3 separate regions of the Homo sapiens genome follow, and regions 1 and 2 are each linked to region 3. Evidence: chromatin loops called from intact Hi-C (ENCODE). Cell type or tissue: IMR-90. All regions are shown on one strand. Region 1 overlaps LOC112268136 (a long non-coding RNA gene). Region 2 holds the start of SSTR1 (somatostatin receptor 1). Region 3 has its middle 150 kb from the start of CLEC14A.

Region 1 (8,000 bases), 110 kb before region 3:
GCTGTCAGAGAACAATGGCAATAAGCAATGAGTGGTATAAGTGAGGAGTATGGACTTGGGATGATGTATAACACGGAGGTCAAATGCACAGGTGTTGACATCTATTGGATAAAGTCCCAGCTGGCAGTTTGACGTTGGACAATTTAACCTCTAAAAAGACTCAACTTCCTTAATTGTAATAACATAATAATAGTATTTGTAGGGCTGTTGTAAAGCACATAAAAGTAAGAACCTAATACATTATAGCTATTATTTTTATTTCTATTTTAATAGATATTAGGGAAAAAATGTTAAGAATATAGAAAATTCATTCATAACTAAAGAAGAGGATTTATTTCACAGGACACAGCAAAGAGGTTAATAGAGTGTAAAATACAAATACAGAGGGAAAGATCTAGGCTAAATGTGGGGAAAGGCAGTGGCCAAAGAGTTGATAGTCTGATTATCCAAAGCTAGATCTCAGGGTGGGCTGGTCCTACCTATTTCCCAGTTCTTACATAATTTCATTAATGTGTATGCCTGGAAAAAGATGACTAAATAAAATACCAATAACTCTATTTTTGGGTCAGTGCCAGTAGGGAGAGGCACAATCATTTGGGCATAATTTTATCAGTGGGAGGTCTGGGAATGAGTTTGGATGCAGTCCTTTTCAGGTATTGTGAAATTTCTTAGTAAGGAGAAAAAATTTAAAACATAAACTAATTCATGAAATCCTCTTATTAACTGTTACTGTGATAAAAATCTATGTTACAAAATTATACACAAGGTTAAAATCATAGACCATTCATTTGTGCTTAAAAAATGTTTAAGAGCACAAATCCATTGATTCCTTTGGAAATGCAAAATAAAATTTAACCTTGACTTAAAATTTATTTCCATTCCCTTCTACCATGTTTCTTTCCATCCACTACAATTCAGTCTTGCTGGTTTAGTTATGAGAGGAGGAGGGGTAACAGCAGGATAGCAAGGCAGATGCAGTGTGGTATGAATTGAAGGATAAAGTTATGTTTGAGATAATGCAAGAACAATACGAGGACAGAGTTACTGAAACACATTTGAATCAATGTAAAAAATTAGCATATTATTACTGGACCCATTGAATAGCTCAAGGAACCTATTGAACTAGAGAAATGCCACTTAAACAAGAACATCTTGTTTTCTGGTAGAAAAGGGACAAAGATTCAACACGGTATGCCAATCAGAGAAAATGTGCAATTTATATAGATGAGAACTTGATTCTTTCTAGACGCATGATAGGTAAGAAAATTTGGGCCGGGCGCAGTGGTTCACACCTATAATCCGAGCACTTCGGGAGGCTGAGGCGGGCGGATCACCTGACAGGAGTTTGAGACCAGCCTGGCTAACAGGGTGAGACCCTGTCTCTACTAAAAATACAAAAATTAGCCAGGCATGGTGGCACGTGCCTGTAATCCCAGCTAGTCTACTCGGGAGGCTGAGGCAGGAGAATCACTGGAACCCGGGAGGCGGAGCTTGCAGTAAGCCGAGATCGCGCCACTGCACTCCAGCCTGGGTGACAGAGCAAGACTCCGTCTCAAAAAAAAAAAAAAAAGAAAGAAAAAGAAAATTTGAAGATGAGTAAGATCTTTCTCACGATATGTTCTGCTATTAACTAGGAAGAAATGGGAAAAATAGACCCCCACTTTCACCAGTATGCGAAAATTTAATTATAGTCAAAGAAAATTTGGTATACGTGCACAATGAAATACTATTCAACCATTAAAAAGAATGAAATCCTGTCATTTGTGCCCACATGGATAGAACTGAAGGACATTGTGTTAAATGAAATAAGCCAGGAACACAAAGTTAAACACCACATGTTATCACTCATATGTGGAAGCTAAAAAAGTTGATGTCATAGAAGTAAAAAGCAGAACAGAGGGTACTAGAGGCTGGGCAGGGTAGGGGGAAGGGAGGGCTAGGGAGAGATTTGTTAAAGAATGCAAAATTACAGCTAGATAGGAGGAATAAAGTATAGTGTTCTCTACCACTGTAGGATGATTTTAATTAGCAATAATATATAGTTTCAAATAGCAGATGGAGGATATTGAATGTTCCCAACACAAAGAAATGATAAGTGTTTGAGATTATGGATGTGCTAATAACCTGGATCTGAGCACTATACATTATACGCATTAAAATGTCACTATGTACCCATGAATATGTACAATTATCATTTGTCAAATTAAAAAATAAATTAGTCAATAACCACACAATGGAGGCTCTTATGGTAAACATTACCCATTTTTAAGTATTTTTCTAATAATTATATTCGAAAGTATTTAAAAAAGTATAAACACAAGTTACATCCTGTATCCTGGAATATCTGGTTAAATATACATTAAAACTCCTTTAATTTGCACTTTGTCTTGCTTTTGCAAAATGGGAGGCAGTGTAACATGCCCTTGTGAAAAAAGGAAGTAAATATTTGATGTGAAAAGAAAACAATTTTTAACCTAATAATAAAGAATAATAAATATTTTTAGATATAATTTTGGTAGGGTCATGTATATTCAAAGTATAAATATGTAAATCACATAAACTATTACTAATAGCATACTCTTTCCTAGAGTCACTGAATTGATCAAACCAAATAATTTCTGAAAGCATCACTGATCTGGTTTGATAAGGTAACATGGGGTGGGTAAGTAGGGCAATGGGAAATGTTATTTGGTATTAAAATTTCAAATAACTGAAAATCTGGATGATATATGAGAACCACATCTTTTCCCTTTAAATTTGTTTTCTATTTCATCAGGTTGTACAGGCACAGACTTAAAGTCAAAAACTGTAACTAGGCTTGTTACTAAACCGGTACTCCCCAACTTGCTCTCCAGTTACATCTTTGTATTTCCATATTGACTTCTACATCTTTAAGTAACATGTTTACATTTTAACCTCTTGATTTTCCAATTTTAGACTTAGAAAAATGAAGACTAACTCCTTTTCAGTTACCACCTACTACATACATGCACCACCTCCCTGACTCTTGTGTCCCAGTAGAGTTCTACTTTTGATTTTAGAATCATTTCAGATTTTCAGAAAACTTGCAAGGATGGTACAGAGAAGTCATATGTACCTTGCACCCAGTTTTCCACATGTTAAACCTCCCCTTAGCTCATTAGGTATACTGGTGTTCTGTTCTTTCCTTCTCAGAGAGGCCTCTTAAAGCCTCATAATCTGCTCCAATATAGATGGATTAATCTCAGAGCCTACTAGAGCTCTGTAGTCTTGGAACCTTCATTCATATTTGTGTTCTCTTGCTTCCTGGACACACACACATACACACACTCTCTCTCTTTCCCTCTTTGTTTACTCCCTCATTTTCATGGAGCACATCCTCTAGAAAGACCTTGCATGTCTTAAAATGACTTTATTTTACTCTCATATTTAGTTGATATTTGTTTGGGTATGAAATTTCAGGAAAAAAACCCCACAAATGTCCTTAGTATTTTGAGGCATTATTCAATTGATTCTAACCTTCATTTGTTGTCCTCGTGATATCCAAGCCATTCTTAATTCTTCTTACAAAACCTACTTTTTCTTCCTTGATACTTTTAGAATCTTGTGTCCAACTTTATCTTCCAACTATTTATTGAGTCTTTTAAAAATTCTTACCTTATTTTTAATTTCTAATGCCTCTATTCTTTGAATGCTATAGGAAGTTTGTCAGCAAACTTTAGAAAATTAAAAGCAATGAACTAAACAGTTTATTGAAAGCTCTGTGTGTGCAAGCATGTGGCTTATTGTCTAAGGGCTTTTCTGTAGAGTGGCCTGTATGATAGAAACTCCACTGTCAGTAATTTTTGCTCTTTTCTCTTGACTAGTTAGACTAGTTAGAGTCCTCAGTGAATGTGCTTCTAATCTCCTACCTGGGAGACAAAAGCCTGGCTGCTCACCCACTATGTTACTGTATAGTCTTTCAGTACAGAGAGAGTGTATTTTATATTCTGGAGATGTTAAAACTCCCAGGGCAAGGAAGAAACTGTTGTCTAGCTGCACAAGAAAGTAGAGAGAATCTGAAAACCAAACTCTTTTTTAAAAAGACTTTCGGCTGTAATTTAATTTTTAGCCTGTATCTCTCCCGCTCCCATCTGCAGGGGTTACTGGTATCATTAATGTGGATCCTTTTTGAGTTCTTTGGTATAAAATTAAGTTGCTTTTCAGATGCTCACTGCTAATTTAGTATTTAGCTTTCTAGTCCATCTGCTTTCCAGTTTCCAAAAATTTATCATGATTGTGTTCTCTCCTATTATCTTTGTCCTTGCTATGCTATCTAAAAAAATCCTTTTATTGTTGTCTTACTGGGGTTTAAATGAGGAATGGAAGCTAATGCATATGTTCAACCTACCATTTTAACAAATGTAACCCTGTTATTATTAATCCAATTACAGCCGATATGTTAGATAGGGAAAAAATTCATATCTTCATAGCCATTTCCTCTCATTTGAAGGGAGATCAGGGCAAAAATTAGAATATATGCATAATATTTAATAATTTTAGGTTTGTCTAAGACCCCAAACCGGATAATTCTAAGTCCATAAATCTTTCCTAACTGTTTAAATTCCAATTTATTTCAGCGTCATGAGTCATTAAAGCAGAGAGTTCGTGAGAGAGGAAAGCAGTTGGCTCATGTTCCAAAACAACTCTGAGTGTTTACTGGACTTCAGGAAGCTTATCTTGGTACACTCAGATCAAAGCTATTCACACAATGACTGAATAAACACATTGGCTAATGATGATGGCAAAGATTCTGATACGATACTAAGGAAAATACAAATACTAGGACAAGAAAACTTTGAAAAGCATTAAGAATTTAATTGGGAAGTAAACCTTTTCACTTCATGGGAACGAGTGTGCTAAGTCATCAATCTAAGCATGTGCTGGTGTGAATTGCATAACTGCAACTCTTATTAGACAATTATTATTTGAATACTTATTCTGGTATATTCTCCTAGGCTATCATATCACTTTTAAATAATACATTTAAAATTATTGCAGTAAATATGTATTTATGACACAAGATTGTAATTGTCATTGGCATTAAGTTAGTCAGTGTCTAGATTGTTTCTTTAGATTCTTTATATCAAAACAACGTGTTAACAATGGGATGAAAGAAAGTAGCTTCCAGTTTCTGAATTGGAGATTTTTCTTTGCAGGATTTTTAATGCTATTGTTCTTTTTTAAAAAGTGGAAGTATGTCTCATCTTAGAATAATTATGCTGTGCTCTAGATGTTTGTCCTTGGGAAAACTGAACTTACAGGTAGGGATTAAAATAGAAGCAACTTCCTAGAAGGGCAATTTTTAAAGTGCTTCCAAAGAGTTAATATCCTCTAATTTTTTATTTCAAGACCTTTTTTCTTGCCTCAGATGAGAACCTTTCTAAATGCATTCTACAAAAGATTTTATACTTTTTGGTATAGGAATCTAACATCAGAAAACTCCCAAATGAAGCTGTACTTCCCTTCACCATTTTTGAAGTGCAAATCTGCACTTTGATATTTTTCTGCCGATGAGAAACAAAAAAGTGGGGGTGGGCACATTAAAGATAGCTTTTATGTCAAATGTTAGGTGGAAGGTCTCTTGGAAATCATGAGTCAGATAACTGATTCAGGGGGAGAAATCAGGACTCTCTGTGCCCTTGCAGATCACACTGATGTTAGTAACTTTGAGTCCATTATCTTGGAATCTGCTCTGATACCTTCTGCAAATGGCCACTGAAGTATTTTGATAAATGGGATTTTTCTTGTCTATTTTTAAGTGGTGGTGAAGAGAAATGTTAAATTGCCATAGAGACTGACTATGGGGTGGAGCCCCAGATATAATGCATGTAGCTGCCAAATTTGGAGGTATCTTTTATTAAAGGAAATTATTTGAAGAAACATTCAGATGATTCTAGCCATACTGAGTCACCCTAATCACTGAATCTTCCTAGCTGAGGCCTCAGACATTGTAGAAGAGAGACAAGGATTTCTGAAAAAAAAAAAAAAAATCATCACTGTTTAAGCCACTAAAATTGAAGTAATTTGTTGCACAGCAGTAGCAACTGGAGTAACTGCTTATATTATTTTTCCTTCTAGTAGCTCTGTCACTGTCTTCCCCAAACAAGGCTGAAGCTGTGCTGCATATTCTTACCTAGCCTAGGAAGTCATAAAACATCACTCTGCTTCATTCTGTTGGATACTGATGAGTCAAAACTTGCCATTTTCAAAGGAAAAGAATGCAGACACCTCTTAAAAGAGCAGGTGAGATGGGAAATGCATTGTGGCTATCTTTGGAAAATACAATCTGTCACCTGAATCATTAACTAGATCATGGCACATCCAAATGTTGGAATATAAGAAACTGAGGAAACCTGCTTAAAAAGTACTTAATGATAAGGGTTGTTTCTGTTGCAATTTTAAGTAACATGGGATATAAATATAACGGTGTTTTAAAGGTGGAATTAAATGGAATAAGAGAAGATAAGGATCCAGTACTATTCCTCAGTAAATATGAATATTCACAAAAATCATAAGTGAATAAATGTCTGCAATAGTATAATATGTCAAATAAGCATGAGAATAAAATATGAAAGCTGAATAGATTAGTACTAATTAAAAACATTTAAATAATATTTAAAGATTTTGCCAAAACCTAAAATATAATAAATGAAAAGATATGCTTAACCAAGCCAGTTAAAAAAATTATTTCTATTTCAACAGTTTTTGGAGTACAGGTGGTTTTTGGTTACATGGGTAAGTTCTTCAGTGGTGATATCTGAGATTTTGGTGCACCTGTCACCTGAACAGTGTATACTGTACCCAATATGTAATCTATTATCCCTCACCTCTCTCCCCGTCTCCATCATTGAGTCCCAAAAGTCCATTATATCATTCTTATGCCTTTGCATCTACATAGCTTAGCTCTTGCTTATAAGTGAGAACATATGATATTTGGTTTTTCATTCTGAGTTACTTCATTTAGAATAATGGCCTCCACCTCCATCCAAGTTGCTGCAAAAGACATTATATCATTCCTTTTTATGGCTGAGTAGTATTCCATGGTGTATACATATCACATATTCTTTATCCACTCATTGATTGATGGGCACATAGGTTGGTTCCATATCTTTGCAATTGTGAATTGTGCTGTTATAAATGCACGTGCATGTATCTTTTTCATATAATAACTTATTTTCCTTTGGGAAGATACTTAGTAATGGGATTGCTGGATTGAATGGTAGTTCTACCGTTAGTTCTTTAAGGAATCTCCATACTATTTTCCATTGTGGTTGTTCTAATTTACATTCCCACCAGCAGTGTAAAAGTGTTCCTTTTTCACCACATCCATGCTGACATCTATTGTTTTTTGACTTTTTAATTATGGCCACTCTTGGAAGAATAAGGTGGTATCTCATTGTGGTTTTAATTTGCATTTTCTTGATGATTAGTGATGTTGAGCATTTTTTCATAGGTTTGTTGGCTGTTTGTATATCTTCTTTTGAGAAATGTCTATTCATGTCCTTTGCCTACTTTTTGATGGGATTATTTGTTTTTTTCTTGATATTTGTTTGAGTTCCTTGTAGATTCTGGACACTAGTCCTTTGTTGGATGTATAGTTTGTGAATATTTTCTTCAACTCTGTGGCTTGTCTGTTTACTTTGCTGATTATTTCTTTTGTTGTGTAGAAGCTTTTTAGTTTAATTAGGTCCCATCTATTTATTTTTGTTTTTGTTGTGTTTGTCTTGGTGTCTTAGTCATAAATTCTTTACCTAAGCCAATGTCCAGGAGAGTTTTTCTGATGTTATCTTCTCCAATTTTTATGATTTCATGTCTTAGATTTAAGTCTTTGATCCATCTTGAGTTGATTTTTGTATAAAGGGAGAGATGGGGATACAATTTTATTCTCCTACATGTGGTCTCCCAGTTTTCCCAGCACAATTTATTGAATTTTCTCCAATTTATGTTTTTGTAGGCTTTGTTGAAGATCAGTTGGCTGT
Region 2 (8,000 bases), 190 kb before region 3:
TAGAAGTGGAATTGCTGGCTCATATGGTCATTCTTTTAAACTTTTAAACTTTTTAAGCAATTGCCAAAATTTTTTTCTGAAGTTGCTGCATCATTTTTTATTCCCACCAGCAATGTATGAGTGTTCTAATTTCTCCACATTCTCACTAACGTTTATTTTTTGTTTTTAAAAATGTTCTTATAGCCATCCTAGTGGGTGAAAAGTGGCATCTCAAAAAAATAAAAATAAAAAGCATTCTCACGTCAGGTCTTAAGTTTTCTTCTTTTGTATATGAGGCCACAAAATTGAGAGAAATTTTCCCTAAGATGAGCTGAAAGTGAATTTAATGAAATTCTGAACAACAGAGCTGTTTTTCACTGACTCCCATCACACACTTCCCAAAGAGCAACCATGATCAAAGCCAAGGCATCTAAATAATGACTGTTGAAATCCAAGCTCCCAGAGGTACAGATAGTCAGGTGTCTTTAGTCAGTGATTGGCAGAGGCATCTAAGGCATTATATGAGGCTTGGCTAGTAAAATGCTCTTCTGGGATTCTGGGACAATACCCACTCTCTTTTCTTTTAACTTAATGAACATTTATTTTCTCTCCATATGTGCTGTATTTGTAAAGGAAAAATAAATATAACTAAACACCAATTGTACATTCCACTTTAAAGAAGGCAATTTGTTCAGGTAAAATAATGGGTTAAAACAGTTTCAGCCGTATGAAATTTCAAATTCCATCCTAGCACATTCCTCATTAATAATTGCACACATTCCTATGAAAGTCTGTCATTTATTTTAGTCTTTGATTGCTATCATCAACACACTACAGAAGTTATTCTTTCCTGTTCAAGACAATTAGTTTTGGGAACTAAAACACATGCAGTATATGTAAGTGATTACCTGGATAAAGCAACAGGGCATTAGGAAATATACTTTTTTGTTTTTAATTTCTGCATCCATTTCTTCATTCTGGACCGGTACAGATAGCCTCCATGAGGAGTTTAGCCTCTCCTTGGAGTAAACTCTACTGAGAGGAGGAAAACTGAGACTTACAGTACAGCGGGCACAGCCTGGTTGAGGAGAAGGAGAAACTAAGGAAAAACTGGAGACAGCAAAGCTTGAAGGAGGCAGAGCACTAAGCTGCTGCGGGTCACTCTTCCTGTGAACAGGCTAGTTTCAAATAAAGGCTTGCAGGGATCTTACCGAGCAAAGCAACGTTTATGAAAAGGAACAGGGAAGTTGCATGGAGTGTGATTCTTCCTTCCACAGGAACAGTTGGAAAGCCAAAGAGACCCTAGAGTAAGAATGGTGGTAAGTCCCAGGGTTCGTTTAAAATCCTGATAACGGAACATACATTCTTTCTTACGGGAAAACCGTTTTGATTCTTAAATGAAGTCAGTGAGCTTCAGGCTTGCCTACATTGATATCTCCTAATGGTTTGGGCACGTGACCCAGAGCCAGCTCACAAATCAAGCCTCAGAAAGAGCTGACATCCTAGCTCTTCCCGGAAAAACTCGAATGTCGCCCTGCCGTTCCTGGGGTTGGTGACAGGTCTGGTCATCGCACGGCGGCAGCTCCTCACCTGGATTTAGAAGAGCTGGCGTCCCCGCCCGCCCAAGCCTTTAAACTCTCGTCTGCCAGAACCCGCCAACTCTCCAGGGTACAAAGTACAGCAGGGACGCGGGTGGAGCCCTTCCAAGCGGCGCAGCCTTATCTTTCCCGAGTGAACACCTAGGTGGATTCCCAACACCGCGCCTGGCACGTTTCTGGAGGGAGTCTCAAGCTCCTCCAGAGCTCCCAGCTGCGCGTCCTCGTTTCTGCAGTCGATATTCCTGTGGGAGACACGGGGGGCTCTGAGCGCTACGAGCTTTATTAAGAGATTTGCGAATGGTTCACTCAGGTCCCTGAACACTCCCAATAGCCTAAGCTGCCTGCTGTGTTATAGCGCAGAAGCCCCTAACGCACGGTGGTTGTCCTTTCTTCTCATAACGCTCGCAGCTTAGGGCCAGTTTCCGCGATTCTAAGAGTAATTGCGTGGGCACCTGTGCTGGGGCCAGGCGCAAAGAAGGGAGTTGGTCTGCGCGAAGATCGTCAACCTGCTAACAGACCGCACATGCACTTTGCACCGACCATCTACGTCTCAGTCTGGAGGTTGCGCACTTTGGGTAAGGAGGGCCCGGAACTTCCCTGGCGGGTCTGAGCTGCAAGGCAAGCGAGGGTGGGAAGAGGGAATTTAGGGTTCTGGACTGCGGGACGGGAGAGAAGCTGGGGTCTCCAGAGAAAAGGGCAGCAATGGAGGGAAACTGAGATGAACTCCAGACATCCATGTTCATGGATCCGTTTGAGTCTTTGCTTTGGGTAGGAGAGGAGTGGAATGAGACAGAATCTATACCTTTGGTTCCCACCCGCCCTCCAGTAAGGCCGAGGAACTCTCTTGGTTCCTCTGAGAGCAAGAGGCAGATGGTGCTGCGAGGGAACCCCGGAAGGAGCCACTAAAGTTGAGCAGAGTGCAGGACTGGGAAGGAAAAAAATGGGGGGCGGGGGGGACAAGCCACCTATGTGCTCTCCTCCCTTTCTCCACCCCACCCCCTTTTTTCGTAGCTGCTGACGCGCTGGTGGTGCCTATTAATCATTTACCAGTCCAGAGCCGCGCCAGTTAATGGCTGTGCCGTGCGGTGCTCCCACATCCTGGCCTCTCCTCTCCACGGTCGCCTGTGCCCGGGCACCCCGGAGCTGCAAACTGCAGAGCCCAGGCAACCGCTGGGCTGTGCGCCCCGCCGGCGCCGGTAGGAGCCGCGCTCCCCGCAGCGGTTGCGCTCTACCCGGAGGCGCTGGGCGGCTGTGGGCTGCAGGCAAGCGGTCGGGTGGGGAGGGAGGGCGCAGGCGGCGGGTGCGCGAGGAGAAAGCCCCAGCCCTGGCAGCCCCACTGGCCCCCCTCAGCTGGGATGTTCCCCAATGGCACCGCCTCCTCTCCTTCCTCCTCTCCTAGCCCCAGCCCGGGCAGCTGCGGCGAAGGCGGCGGCAGCAGGGGCCCCGGGGCCGGCGCTGCGGACGGCATGGAGGAGCCAGGGCGAAATGCGTCCCAGAACGGGACCTTGAGCGAGGGCCAGGGCAGCGCCATCCTGATCTCTTTCATCTACTCCGTGGTGTGCCTGGTGGGGCTGTGTGGGAACTCTATGGTCATCTACGTGATCCTGCGCTATGCCAAGATGAAGACGGCCACCAACATCTACATCCTAAATCTGGCCATTGCTGATGAGCTGCTCATGCTCAGCGTGCCCTTCCTAGTCACCTCCACGTTGTTGCGCCACTGGCCCTTCGGTGCGCTGCTCTGCCGCCTCGTGCTCAGCGTGGACGCGGTCAACATGTTCACCAGCATCTACTGTCTGACTGTGCTCAGCGTGGACCGCTACGTGGCCGTGGTGCATCCCATCAAGGCGGCCCGCTACCGCCGGCCCACCGTGGCCAAGGTAGTAAACCTGGGCGTGTGGGTGCTATCGCTGCTCGTCATCCTGCCCATCGTGGTCTTCTCTCGCACCGCGGCCAACAGCGACGGCACGGTGGCTTGCAACATGCTCATGCCAGAGCCCGCTCAACGCTGGCTGGTGGGCTTCGTGTTGTACACATTTCTCATGGGCTTCCTGCTGCCCGTGGGGGCTATCTGCCTGTGCTACGTGCTCATCATTGCTAAGATGCGCATGGTGGCCCTCAAGGCCGGCTGGCAGCAGCGCAAGCGCTCGGAGCGCAAGATCACCTTAATGGTGATGATGGTGGTGATGGTGTTTGTCATCTGCTGGATGCCTTTCTACGTGGTGCAGCTGGTCAACGTGTTTGCTGAGCAGGACGACGCCACGGTGAGTCAGCTGTCGGTCATCCTCGGCTATGCCAACAGCTGCGCCAACCCCATCCTCTATGGCTTTCTCTCAGACAACTTCAAGCGCTCTTTCCAACGCATCCTATGCCTCAGCTGGATGGACAACGCCGCGGAGGAGCCGGTTGACTATTACGCCACCGCGCTCAAGAGCCGTGCCTACAGTGTGGAAGACTTCCAACCTGAGAACCTGGAGTCCGGCGGCGTCTTCCGTAATGGCACCTGCACGTCCCGGATCACGACGCTCTGAGCCCGGGCCACGCAGGGGCTCTGAGCCCGGGCCACGCAGGGGCCCTGAGCCAAAAGAGGGGGAGAATGAGAAGGGAAGGCCGGGTGCGAAAGGGACGGTATCCAGGGCGCCAGGGTGCTGTCGGGATAACGTGGGGCTAGGACACTGACAGCCTTTGATGGAGGAACCCAAGAAAGGCGCGCGACAATGGTAGAAGTGAGAGCTTTGCTTATAAACTGGGAAGGCTTTCAGGCTACCTTTTTCTGGGTCTCCCACTTTCTGTTCCTTCCTCCACTGCGCTTACTCCTCTGACCCTCCTTCTATTTTCCCTACCCTGCAACTTCTATCCTTTCTTCCGCACCGTCCCGCCAGTGCAGATCACGAACTCATTAACAACTCATTCTGATCCTCAGCCCCTCCAGTCGTTATTTCTGTTTGTTTAAGCTGAGCCACGGATACCGCCACGGGTTTCCCTCGGCGTTAGTCCCTAGCCGCGCGGGGCCGCTGTCCAGGTTCTGTCTGGTGCCCCTACTGGAGTCCCGGGAATGACCGCTCTCCCTTTGCGCAGCCCTACCTTAAGGAAAGTTGGACTTGAGAAAGATCTAAGCAGCTGGTCTTTTCTCCTACTCTTGGGTGAAGGTGCATCTTTCCCTGCCCTCCCCTGTCCCCCTCTCGCCGCCCGCCCGCCACCACCACTCTCACTCCACCCAGAGTAGAGCCAGGTGCTTAGTAAAATAGGTCCCGCGCTTCGAACTCCAGGCTTTCTGGAGTTCCCACCCAAGCCCTCCTTTGGAGCAAAGAAGGAGCTGAGAACAAGCCGAATGAGGAGTTTTTATAAGATTGCGGGGTCGGAGTGTGGGCGCGTAATAGGAATCACCCTCCTACTGCGCGTTTTCAAAGACCAAGCGCTGGGCGCTCCCGGGCCGCGCGTCTGCGTTAGGCAGGGCAGGGTAGTGCAGGGCACACCTTCCCCGGGGTTCGGGGTTCGGGGTTCGGTTGCAGGGCTGCAGCCCGCCTTGGCTTTCTCCCTCACCCAAGTTTCCGGAGGAGCCGACCTAAAAGTAACAATAGATAAGGTTTCCTGCTCCAGTGTATCTCAAAAGACCGGGCGCCAGGGGCGGGGGACCTAGGGCGACGTCTTCAGAGTCCGCCAGTGTTGGCGGTGTCGCCGCAACCTGCAGGCTCCCGAGTGGGGCCTGCCTGGTCTCTAGAGGGTTGCTGCCTTTCAAGCGGTGCCTAAGAAGTTATTTTCTTGTTTAACATATATATTTATTAATTTATTTGTCGTGTTGGAAAATGTGTCTCTGCTTTCCTTTTCTCTGCTTGCCTAGCCCCAGGTCTTTTCTTTGGGACCCTGGGGGCGGGCATGGAAGTGGAAGTAGGGGCAAGCTCTTGCCCCACTCCCTGGCCATCTCAACGCCTCTCCTCAATGCTGGGCCCTCTTATCTCATCCTTTCCTCTAGCTTTTCTATTTTTGATTGTGTTGAGTGAAGTTTGGAGATTTTTCATACTTTTCTTACTATAGTCTCTTGTTTGTCTTATTAGGATAATACATAAATGATAATGTGGGTTATCCTCCTCTCCATGCACAGTGGAAAGTCCTGAACTCCTGGCTTTCCAGGAGACATATATAGGGGAACATCACCCTATATATAATTTGAGTGTATATATATTTATATATATGATGTGGACATATGTATACTTATCTTGCTCCATTGTCATGAGTCCATGAGTCTAAGTATAGCCACTGATGGTGACAGGTGTGAGTCTGGCTGGAACACTTTCAGTTTCAGGAGTGCAAGCAGCACTCAAACCTGGAGCTGAGGAATCTAATTCAGACAGAGACTTTAATCACTGCTGAAGATGCCCCTGCTCCCTCTGGGTTCCAGCAGAGGTGATTCTTACATATGATCCAGTTAACATCATCACTTTTTTTGAGGACATTGAAAGTGAAATAATTTGTGTCTGTGTTTAATATTACCAACTACATTGGAAGCCTGAGCAGGGCGAGGACCAATAATTTTAATTATTTATATTTCCTGTATTGCTTTAGTATGCTGGCTTGTACATAGTAGGCACTAAATACATGTTTGTTGGTTGATTGTTTAAGCCAGAGTGTATTACAACAATCTGGAGATACTAAATCTGGGGTTCTCAGGTTCACTCATTGACATGATATACAATGGTTAAAATCACTATTGAAAAATACGTTTTGTGTATATTTGCTTCAACAACTTTGTGCTTTCCTGAAAGCAGTAACCAAGAGTTAAGATATCCCTAATGTTTTGCTTAAACTAATGAACAAATATGCTTTGGGTCATAAATCAGAAAGTTTAGATCTGTCCCTTAATAAAAATATATATTACTACTCCTTTGGAAAATAGATTTTTAATGGTTAAGAACTGTGAAATTTACAAATCAAAATCTTAATCATTATCCTTCTAAGAGGATACAAATTTAGTGCTCTTAACTTGTTACCATTGTAATATTAACTAAATAAACAGATGTATTATGCTGTTGCAAGTTGTTTTTGCTATTTGAATTTTATTGTTTCAATGGATTACTTGGTAACACACACACACACACACACACACACACACACACTAGCTTAGTTGACTTACTTGTCACTTAGGTTTTAAGAAGAATGTTTTCAGATTACTTTTGGGAATTTTACCAAGTTTGTGGTTATACCCTGAATTATTTTGTTAAAAAGAAAAGTCGGCTAGTTCAGAAAGGGAGAGAGAGGTAGACAGAGAGAAAGAAGAAAAAGTTGAGCCAGGATGAACAGGAAGCAATGCACTCAGTTGCACTCTGTTGTCACCAAACTAAGTGGATGATATCTTAATCTCTCGCAGATAAAATTACTGTCTACCCCCATTTATAACCTCAGACTTTTTTTTGGGAACTAAGTAATTGCTGATTTACAACCTGAGGAAAGACAACGGAAGGGGAAAACTATCTCCTAAAGATGTCCCAGAAGACAGTGGCAAAATAAATAGAAAAATCAGATTTTGACATAGGAGATGGACGTATTTTCTGCCTTGTTCAGTGATGGCCATATCAATCTCTGGAGAATGTAAGAAATCATTAGGGAAGTTTGTTTGTTTTTAACAGACTTGATCTTTTTAGAGCAGTTTTATTTTCATATCAAAATGAGCAAAAAGGACTATTTTCCAAGCAGGTAATAGCAGTGATTCCAGAAGCAGAGTTGGGGATGGAGAGTTCAAATGCCTTCAAATGCCCTGTGACTCTATGCTTTATATGGTTCTATACATCATCACAATATGATTAAGGATAACTGGACTTTCATCATTTCTATTATTTTTTTCTCTCACTATGCAAGTCTCTTTTATTATTTTTAAAAGCTGCAGCAAGGTGGCAAATTAAACTCATAACTTAGACGTGCAGAGAAAACCTATTTTGTCATTTGGTTTCAACTAATCTGAACAAAATTCCAAGCTCCTTCCAATGCATTAGCTGGGGAAAAAAATTAAACAAATAGTCAAACATCCAGTTGAGCTGATAATTTAAATAGCCATTAAAAAATTAAAAATTTCATTTGAATAAGTTTGGACAGCCTCTCAGCTAGCCTCCTCTTTCTCTTTTGACATCCCTAAAATGGCTTTAGAATGAATATGAGGAGGAGGTTTTATGCATGCTACTGGAGGAAGGGATAAGGTCAAGTCCTTGGGATAGGGGCCCTCTCTTCCTTTTGCTCTCTGGGGCCAGGTCCTTTGTGTACCTTTCTGCTTCCTGGCTGAAGTTTGTTGAAGTCTGCAGCTGTCAGAGCCTGTGAATCAACCTCTCAGCTTGGGGAGGCCTGCACTTCAGTTCCTGTGGGCTGCAGCTTTCTCTGAGTCTTCTATGGCCCCAGTATAGTCCACTAGCCCAGTGGTCTCCCCCAGCCTCTGCT
Region 3 (8,000 bases):
CAAAAAAATATTTAGTCAGAGCAGTGCATTTTGGTGCATTTTATTTCTATTATGCATATAAAAGAATAATTATAATTTTAGCATTTCTAAACATCTTCATAGTCATTATGTAATTTGACCCTTTCTAAGGAAAACACTAATTGTAGTTATTTGTTACGCACATTCTCTGTTCTGAGCTGAAAACGAGGTTGGCATAGTGTCATGGGCAATAATTAATAGGTAAGTATGGGGGATACCTGTTGTGTCTTTTAGAGATTTAATATCACTTTTTTAAAAACAACATTGCATTGTAAAATTAATATTTTATAATTATTATGTACTTTTATATATCATATAAAATTTTATTTCTGCTTTAAATATAGATGGGATCATTTGATCAGTTGTGAAGCACTGAGAAAAATATAAACATAAAATGTTTTACAAGAAAATGGAGAAAGGAGACACAATTTTATTTTGCTTAAGAAGAATGAGTCAGACAAATTGGAAACCTTGACATTGCACAAAGTAGGTAGCATCATAAGAATCAACTGAATTGAGAAGCAGAACAATTTACTATGAAATATAACACAGGCTCTCTTGTGCGCTCACTTTCTCTCTCTTTCTTTTCAAATTTTCTTTTTTTCTTTACATAAGTTTTTAAGGAAGTTCTTTCCTAGCTCTATACTGGGACTGTTTTGCTAGTCATTTAATATTTAAAAACAACTTAAGTCCAAGAAATTAGAAATAGTGATGGCTTTAAATGCAAGTATCTGTAAATCTTACAAAGTACATGTGGATGCAGCAGGCACAAACCAAAGAAGCTATGGATTTGTTTGTACTTATACGCATGATTGTAAATGTGTTGCAGGAAGTAACAAAACATTCTTTTTTAAATTATATACCCCATTTAACAGCCTCGATCTTGCTTTGATTATGAAATATCTTAACTCCCTGGGTAATACAGGGATGAAATCTTACCTGCAGCGTTCCCACATTAGCAAATAGACCACCTGGAAAGTGGACTCAGTTTGTGTTAAGGTCAGTAGAGGAGCCAAGCCAATAACCATGCTGACATTCCAGGGGACAGAGCAGGGAGGGGAGTTAGACCACGGGAAAGGGGCTGGTTAAGAAATGTGAAAATATTGAATTAACTCTTGGATTTTATTCTTCTCTGATAAGTTTAACAAGAAAAGCAAGTTTTAGAATGTAACCAACTCAACTTGATAGAGAAATCCTAGAACTTGGTAAAAATCTCATTGGGAACATGTTGCACAGAAAAGTAATGTGAAAATCTAAGACAAAGGCTATGTGTGAGAGGGAGTCAGAGAGAAGGGAAAAGAGTACAGCACACTGGTAGATACATAATTCTTGTCACATTCTGGTACTTAGGTCTGGGTGGTGTACCTTTGGATATTCATTTTATTAGTGTACTTCATAATTCACATATCAGTGATATGCATGTGTAGACACACAAATTCTTTTGCTTGTGACAATTATTGCATTTTAAAAGATAATGTGAAAAAAAACCAAAGTCAATTATCACTTGGAGAGAGTATCATATATGTTCCCTAAAGATCTAATAACTTAACTTATTTCTAGGGGAAAAAAGATCAAACTTGCCACAATTGTTAATATTTTATTGTTTCTATTAATAACAAAGTTCTGTGTTGTGTTTTTGCTTTTTGCCTTTTTCATTCATATTTATTCTGCATTCTTACTAGCTTTGAATAGCTATTTGCATCTTGCTGCTTTCTTCCATCACTCCTCACCTCAGTCCACTAAGCCCTTTGCTCTTTTTTCCTGGCCTGCAGAACTGTATGGTCTTCCCTGCCTTTGTAAACACTGCTTTATAAACACTACTGTCTGTCCTTGTTGCTAAACGGAGAACACAACTTACATCCTGTCTTTCCCTCCCTCCCCATCAATGTACCTTCTTTGTGGTTCTCTAAGTCTTTGTCTCTGTAATGCTCCATCCTGTTCTTTTTTCACTTATTCTCTAAATGACCATAGAGCACATTTTGACCTTTTTTATGTTTTCCTTCTGCACAGATAAGTTGTTTTGCCTTCGGTCTTGAGAGAATGAAAGCTCATGGGCTGTCTCTACCCTGGCCTGGAAGTCAGATACTTTTCTTTCTTTTTTGTCTACATATTATTGATTGTCAATGGTTGCTTTTCAATTTGTTCTATATTCCTTTTTGCCTCTGCCACCAGCATTCTCCAGGACTGTTCCTTAAACTGTGCTAAATATTGTGTACATCCTCTTGTTAAAAGTCAGCCTATCTATACCCTTCCTTTCTCTCTCTCATACACATATTATCCTAGAGTGTCCAAATGATAGGAAAGTCCTTTCAGGTATTATTTGTTGCACTTACATGTGTCTTCTTTGAAGATTGTGTCTGCCCTGCAACTGGAATGGTCAGATGACTCATGAGGATTTCTCTGAGCCTGGGACATGCTTTTGTAGTCTACAAAGGTGGACCATGTGGCTTTTTATCTTCATTGGGAGATACAATAGAATGCATATATCTTAAACACGAGCACAGATGCTTTTTCAATGTTTTCAAATGTACTAAACAACTAGGAGATCTCAGAAGGTGTCAAGTAACCACTTGCTCTTTAATGAAAATGAATACTTAACACGATGGCAGTGTGAAAATGCCTTTATCACCTACTAAAAATCTCTTCATCTGCTTGATCTGTGAACTATACCTGAGAAGGATTTCTGTTATCATCTTCAGGAAGACAGTCTTATTTTCTGTGTCCTTGCCTGAATAAGTCGGTTATTGTCATAAAACACTGTTCCCACGACTTCAGTGGGATGGGGATATATCCCCCACCCCTCATTGAAGGAATCTCCAAGTCATGGGGCAAAGGGCAAGAATATGGGAAGGAATGAAGGATTGGAAACAAACATGCAATTATTTTACTGTTATTGTCTTCAATCCAAGTAGGGCTTAACACTAATTATTTCAGACATGAAATTCTATATTCTTACTTAAATATTTCCCAGAAAGGTACTTATAATATTTTCTTTATTTTGAGAAAAATCTTTAAGAAAGGGGTTAATTAAAGTTTATGTTTACAGGAAACACAGTAGTTAGCAGGAAATGTCGGTTAACCAAGTAATTAATGGCTACCTGTGGTATACAAGCCACTGGGTAGGATCTATAGGAAATGCCGAGTATAAGATAAGGTCTCCATCCATAGGAAACAGCCACCTGTTACAGGACATCCAGCAGGTGCGGATGAAATTTCACATGAGTATAGTAAGTCACCCCTAGCTGTAGCCAAAGCTGCAGAGCAGATGCCCAAATGTCACAGCGTGTACTTTTGTTAGACAAAAAGGCTCCCACCAAAAGGCTTTTGAATATTTTGTAAAGGATTTAGAGATCAGCTCTGAAAAATTAGTCCACTCCAGGAATGGAGAACTCTGATACTCTCATTTTACCTCACAATTGCCTTCACTGGGAATAAAGAGGACCCTCCTATAACCCTTAAACAGGTCCTAGACAGGTTAATAAACAATGCCCTCATGATCAGAGTTAAAATCATTTATAAACTTCTCTGTTGGACTAGCTTGAGATTTGGGATGGTGATTTCTATTTCTTGCCTTATGTGAGGTTTAGTTTCTAGAGTCTGACAAACATAGAATGTTGGGATTGCTGTTGTCTAACTAGCAGTGAAAAAAAAAAAACAAAATTCAACTATATATCTAAGTTTTTTAGAGAATGGCAGCAGCACTAAAATCTAGGATTTTTTAGACCAACTAGACTACACTGGAATACTATTGGAATCAAACAAATGTACTTTTCTAAGTAGCCGTAAATTATACCTAAATTAGAGCTTTAAATAGTACTTTTTTAAGGCCTAGAAATAATTAAAATTGTTAGGGATAGTTGCTACTCTCTTTTCTTTCCTTGAAGAGCTACATCTTTCGTGAGTCCCAATTTTGTTTATGAACAGAGACCTCACTGGAGAAAAGAAAACCTCAGCAAGTGGAGAAAACATATTAATCAGAAGTTACTTTAAGTTAATTTTTAAAGAGAGAATGAAACCTTTCAATTTGTTTTATTGTATTAAGGAAAGAAAAACACCCAAACATAATAGTCAATTCCCTAACCAATAATAAAACAAATTTATGGACCTGCATACAGTTCTAAGATAGACATTCAATACATACTTGATGAATTAATAAGAAAAACTTGACCATTAGTAGAGAAGAGGAAATGATATATAAGCAATGAGTAATGAAATAGATTAGTAAATCTGATATAACTTGATCTTATTCACTCAGGCCTGCATTCTTCATTTTTAGGGTATGTAGCAATTCCTCACAATGTTTTAGAAACCATTGTGTTAAAACTGGAAGGTTATTAGAGATTACAACTCATACACTTTAAGGGATGGAACGCTTGATTAATGTTCTTTTATGTGAATTTCAAAGTTCTTAGCTGTGTTACTGCAGACTATAAATGACTAATGTCTCTGGATTTTAGAACCCTAAGAAAGCTGGAAATAATTTCATCTAAACTTCTCCTTTTTTAGATGCAAAGTCAAAGCCTAGAAAGGCTTGAGTTTCACAAGTTACATTTCTAGCTGGTTACACACTAGGGCTTAGTGCAGTATTCTTCCTGCAGGAAAATATCAAAACCTATGTTTGACCACTGTTATATCTGCCTTCTCTTGCTCCATATGCTGTCTACAAAATTCATTCATGTTGACATGTGTGTCAGTGGTTTCTTTTAATTGCTCAGTAATATTCTATTGTATAAATACACCATGACCTATTCATCCATTTTCCTTCTGATATGAATTTGAATTATCACCAGCCTTTGGCTGTTGTGAATATAGCTTTTATGAACACTCATATTCAAATATTTCTATGGGAATATGTTGGTATTTTTCCTGGCCAAATATCTAGGGGTGGAATTTCTGGGTCAATTGCTGGATAAGTGTATCCTGATACTTAAAAGAATTTGCTAACAGTTCCCAAAATAGCAAAGCAATGACTATAAAGTTTTCAAAGAATGAGTGTAAACTGAGATTTACGTACCCAGCCACAAAATACAGATCATGTATAAAATCCGAAGACAAACTTTTAAAAACATGCAATGAATATACATTTCCTCAGTTCCTTAAAAAGTGGAAGAGAACAAGCTTTAGCTTTCCAAGGTAAAAGGCATGGGTGTGATCATTAAATCCATTTAACTTTAGGATTTGAAATAAAAATAGTAATTTTTTATTGTAGACCAGAATGTAAATGTCTTCATCCCCCACCATATAGAAATGATTATAATCATAATTTTTGGCAAAGAAGGGAGCGGTAAGGGCAGATTTTGTAAACAGGCTGATCTCTCGTAGCCAAGGGATCCAAAGACATTTAAAATGGAAAAGCAAGAAATAAAGCTGTGAAATGTAAAGATAAACACTAAAAAAGCATAATTAACTTAAATTTAGGTAGTAGAGGCGAAGGAGTGAGGAGGGTTAAAATGGACATGTCTTAAATTCACCTCTAGCTCATAATAGGGAGTCAGTATACGTACTTTAAAAAAGAGAGGATTCAGTTTATTGGACAAAGTTAATCATTAGGAAAAAATACACACTAAAATATTTTTGACATAACAAAAACAGAAGTCATAACATAAAATATGGTGATGGAACTAAAAGCAAACATTTCTGTCATGTCAATAAAGGTCTGAATTTTCCTATGAAAAGAAACAGACTCCTATTGAGCCACAAAGCCAATTCTAACTACACACTGTCGTCAAGAGAAACACACTTAGAACAAAACACCTATACCCAGAGAGAACCATACTCAGTAATGAGGTGCCAAATGAATTCAGTTTATTTCCCATACCTTCCCAATCTGAATGAAGTGAGGGAAGGGGCAAAGCTAGACTATAATTAGCTGGGTAGAGGAGACTTAATGAGCTGTACTCTGTAAGTAAATCTACTGATGCTTGTGTTCTATTTGTTTTCTGCTAAAGATCTTTTTGGAAATTTAGACCTCCCTTTTGCTGACAATAGGGCCAGCCTGTCTGTGTGCCAAGCCCTGTCTGCCCTGCATTCTCCCTCCCCAGGCCTCTGAGCTGCCTCTAGATTAAAGAGACACAGGATGCTTATGGCTGACTGAGAAAAATAAGACTAGTGGTGATCTGATACAACAACAGTCAATTTCCCCCTTCTCCAGAGCAGCAGCTGTGCTCCATTTGTCTTAGCCCTTTCCCAGGGGGCTGCCTGTGTTCTTGTTTATAAGAGGAGGGTTGGGCAGGGTGAGTGGAGTAGACTAGAAACAGAAGTGGTTCAACTTGGCCTTTCATGGAAGGGCATGATTAAAAGAACAGTTGCATGAATATGAATAAAATATATGGCGTTTAATTTGTCTGATTGCATCTTTCATTAAACACATGATAAGCTCCAGCAGAAAGTTCTACCTCCAGGGCAGTATTACTGATATGACTCTGCATTTATCTTAGTATTACTATGGGGAACACTTATGTTTTACAGCCTCATGGTGGTTAGATTTATTCTCAGCTACTGATATTAGAAGAGTGATGACACATTCAGTGGTATTCAAGGACACTGCAAGCAGGAAGGGGTGCTTTACTGCAAACACATTTTAGATATTTGGATTATCCTTGAAATGCAGAGCATAAGGCAATAAAATGCAAAACACTCATCCCTCCTCTGCGCTCATTTTAAATATTCCATGGCCAGGAAAAGAGCCGCACAAGATTCAGTGTGGAGTCTCTACTTTCCCAAGGTGAACATTTTTTCTAAGGAGACTTATGGGCTTTGAAAAGAATGAACCATCTGAAATAAAAAATGCCCTAGGGAAATAATGAAGAATGAATGTTAAAATAAAAATGGTCTCAGTTTCTTCCTCCTATTGCATAGAGATAGAATTCTATGAGACTTGGTGTCTGCACATTATAAATTATTACACAAAGACACATGCATATGCACATGCAGATTAGAATTATTTTTTTCAGATTCCTGGTCTGTCTCATCTCCTAACACAGACATATATGTGAAATCAAGTAACCATTTAATTTTTAAAATTCAAGAATTACCTATTACTTTTGTGGATGGCAATAATTAAATTTTCGCAGAATTCTTGCCATCCACTTTTCTGAGTTTCACTTTTATCTCCTTCCTGTTCTATTAACAGAGTATGCTTTAAAAATTTACATGTGTGGAATAACGTCAGGGAACAACAGAATGAAAATTTATGAATCTCTCCCAACCCTCTTGAGGGAGCTATGACTACCTTTCAGATAGACTACATTTCAGGACCAGATCTCAGGCAAACACTGAACTTCACTCTGCTGACAATTCGAAATCTTATTGTGGGTGACTTATGGCCCAGGATCTTATTATATTCAGAAGATGTCACAGGCAAGAGTGTCAGTCCTGCTACAGGCAGATTATCTGCCAGGTACCAATCCCTACAGAAGGCCAATCCCATGACCCTGAGGCCCATCGGAAGCAAGATTCATTGTAGGTGTTGAGTAATGGGCAAATTGGCACCCTTTCTTGATAGTGGCTAGGGCAGGCTCCTAAGCTATAGGACACTTGCCTTAATTCCACTGCCTGCTGGGGCCCAAGGAAGCCCACAGATCAAGAATGGTCTCTTTCCTATTTACTCTGGCCTAATTCTCATGTCTTCTGTTCACATTCTTTTTTTTTTTTTGAGACAGAATCTCTCTCTGTTGCCCAGGCTGGAGTGCAGTAGCACAATTTCGGCTTGCCACAACCTCCACCACCTGGGTTCAAGAGATTCTCATGCCTCAGTCTCCCGAGTAGCTGGGACTACAGGCGTGTGCCACCGCACTCGGCTATTTTTTTATATTTTTAGTAGAGACAGGGTTTCACCACGTTGTCCAGGCTGGTCTCGAACTCCTGACCTCAAGTGATCTGCCCGTCTCAGCCTCCCAAAATGCTGGGATTACAGGCATGAGCCACCGCACCCGGCCTGTTCGCATTCTTAATTTCAGCGTATTGTCAGTCTCTGAGTCTCT

Evidence for each region. Hi-C counts contacts between places; a loop is a spot of excess contacts. Peaks named below come from ENCODE experiments on the same cell type or tissue, not always from the same donor. Only the 100,000 strongest peaks of a DNase experiment are listed, where the experiment ranks them.
Region 1: a loop joins it to region 3, with 7 times the contacts of the local background. A loop is called at or near these places in 3 of 110 quality-filtered maps.
Region 2: it touches region 3 in a loop (7-fold over the local background); 2 of 110 quality-filtered maps call a loop at or near these places.

What each region holds. Positions count from the first base shown.
Region 1 is chr14:38,286,108-38,294,107 of GRCh38, forward strand. LOC112268136 (a long non-coding RNA gene) reads left to right here. Exons shown (of 5, transcript NR_169588.1): 3 at 6,100-6,264. Among named protein-coding and RNA genes, the nearest start is that of CLEC14A, 34 kb to the left of the region's middle. In IMR-90, no CTCF peak of the experiment used is centred here; a DNase peak (open chromatin) is centred at 4,674; H3K27ac peaks cover 419 bases.
Region 2 is chr14:38,206,458-38,214,457 of GRCh38, forward strand. SSTR1 (somatostatin receptor 1) reads left to right here and starts at 1,447. Exons shown (of 3, transcript NM_001049.3): 1 at 1,447-1,647; 2 at 1,986-2,152; 3 at 2,589-6,610. The coding sequence starts at 2,933. The coding sequence ends at 4,108. It overlaps LOC124903303 (a long non-coding RNA gene), which reads right to left and starts at 2,830. Exons shown (of 2, transcript XR_007064117.1): 1 at 2,625-2,830; 2 at 758-1,819. RefSeq lists enhancers at 1,249-1,910, 2,894-3,597, 3,598-4,300. In IMR-90, CTCF peaks have their summits at 2,766 and 4,589; DNase peaks (open chromatin) are centred at 2,794, 3,864 and 4,614; H3K4me3 peaks cover 4,714 bases; H3K27ac peaks cover 657 bases.
Region 3 is chr14:38,399,899-38,407,898 of GRCh38, forward strand. No RefSeq gene overlaps it. Among named protein-coding and RNA genes, the nearest start is that of CLEC14A, 150 kb to the left of the region's middle. In IMR-90, no CTCF peak of the experiment used is centred here; DNase peaks (open chromatin) are centred at 4,453, 4,963 and 6,533; H3K27ac peaks cover 2,375 bases.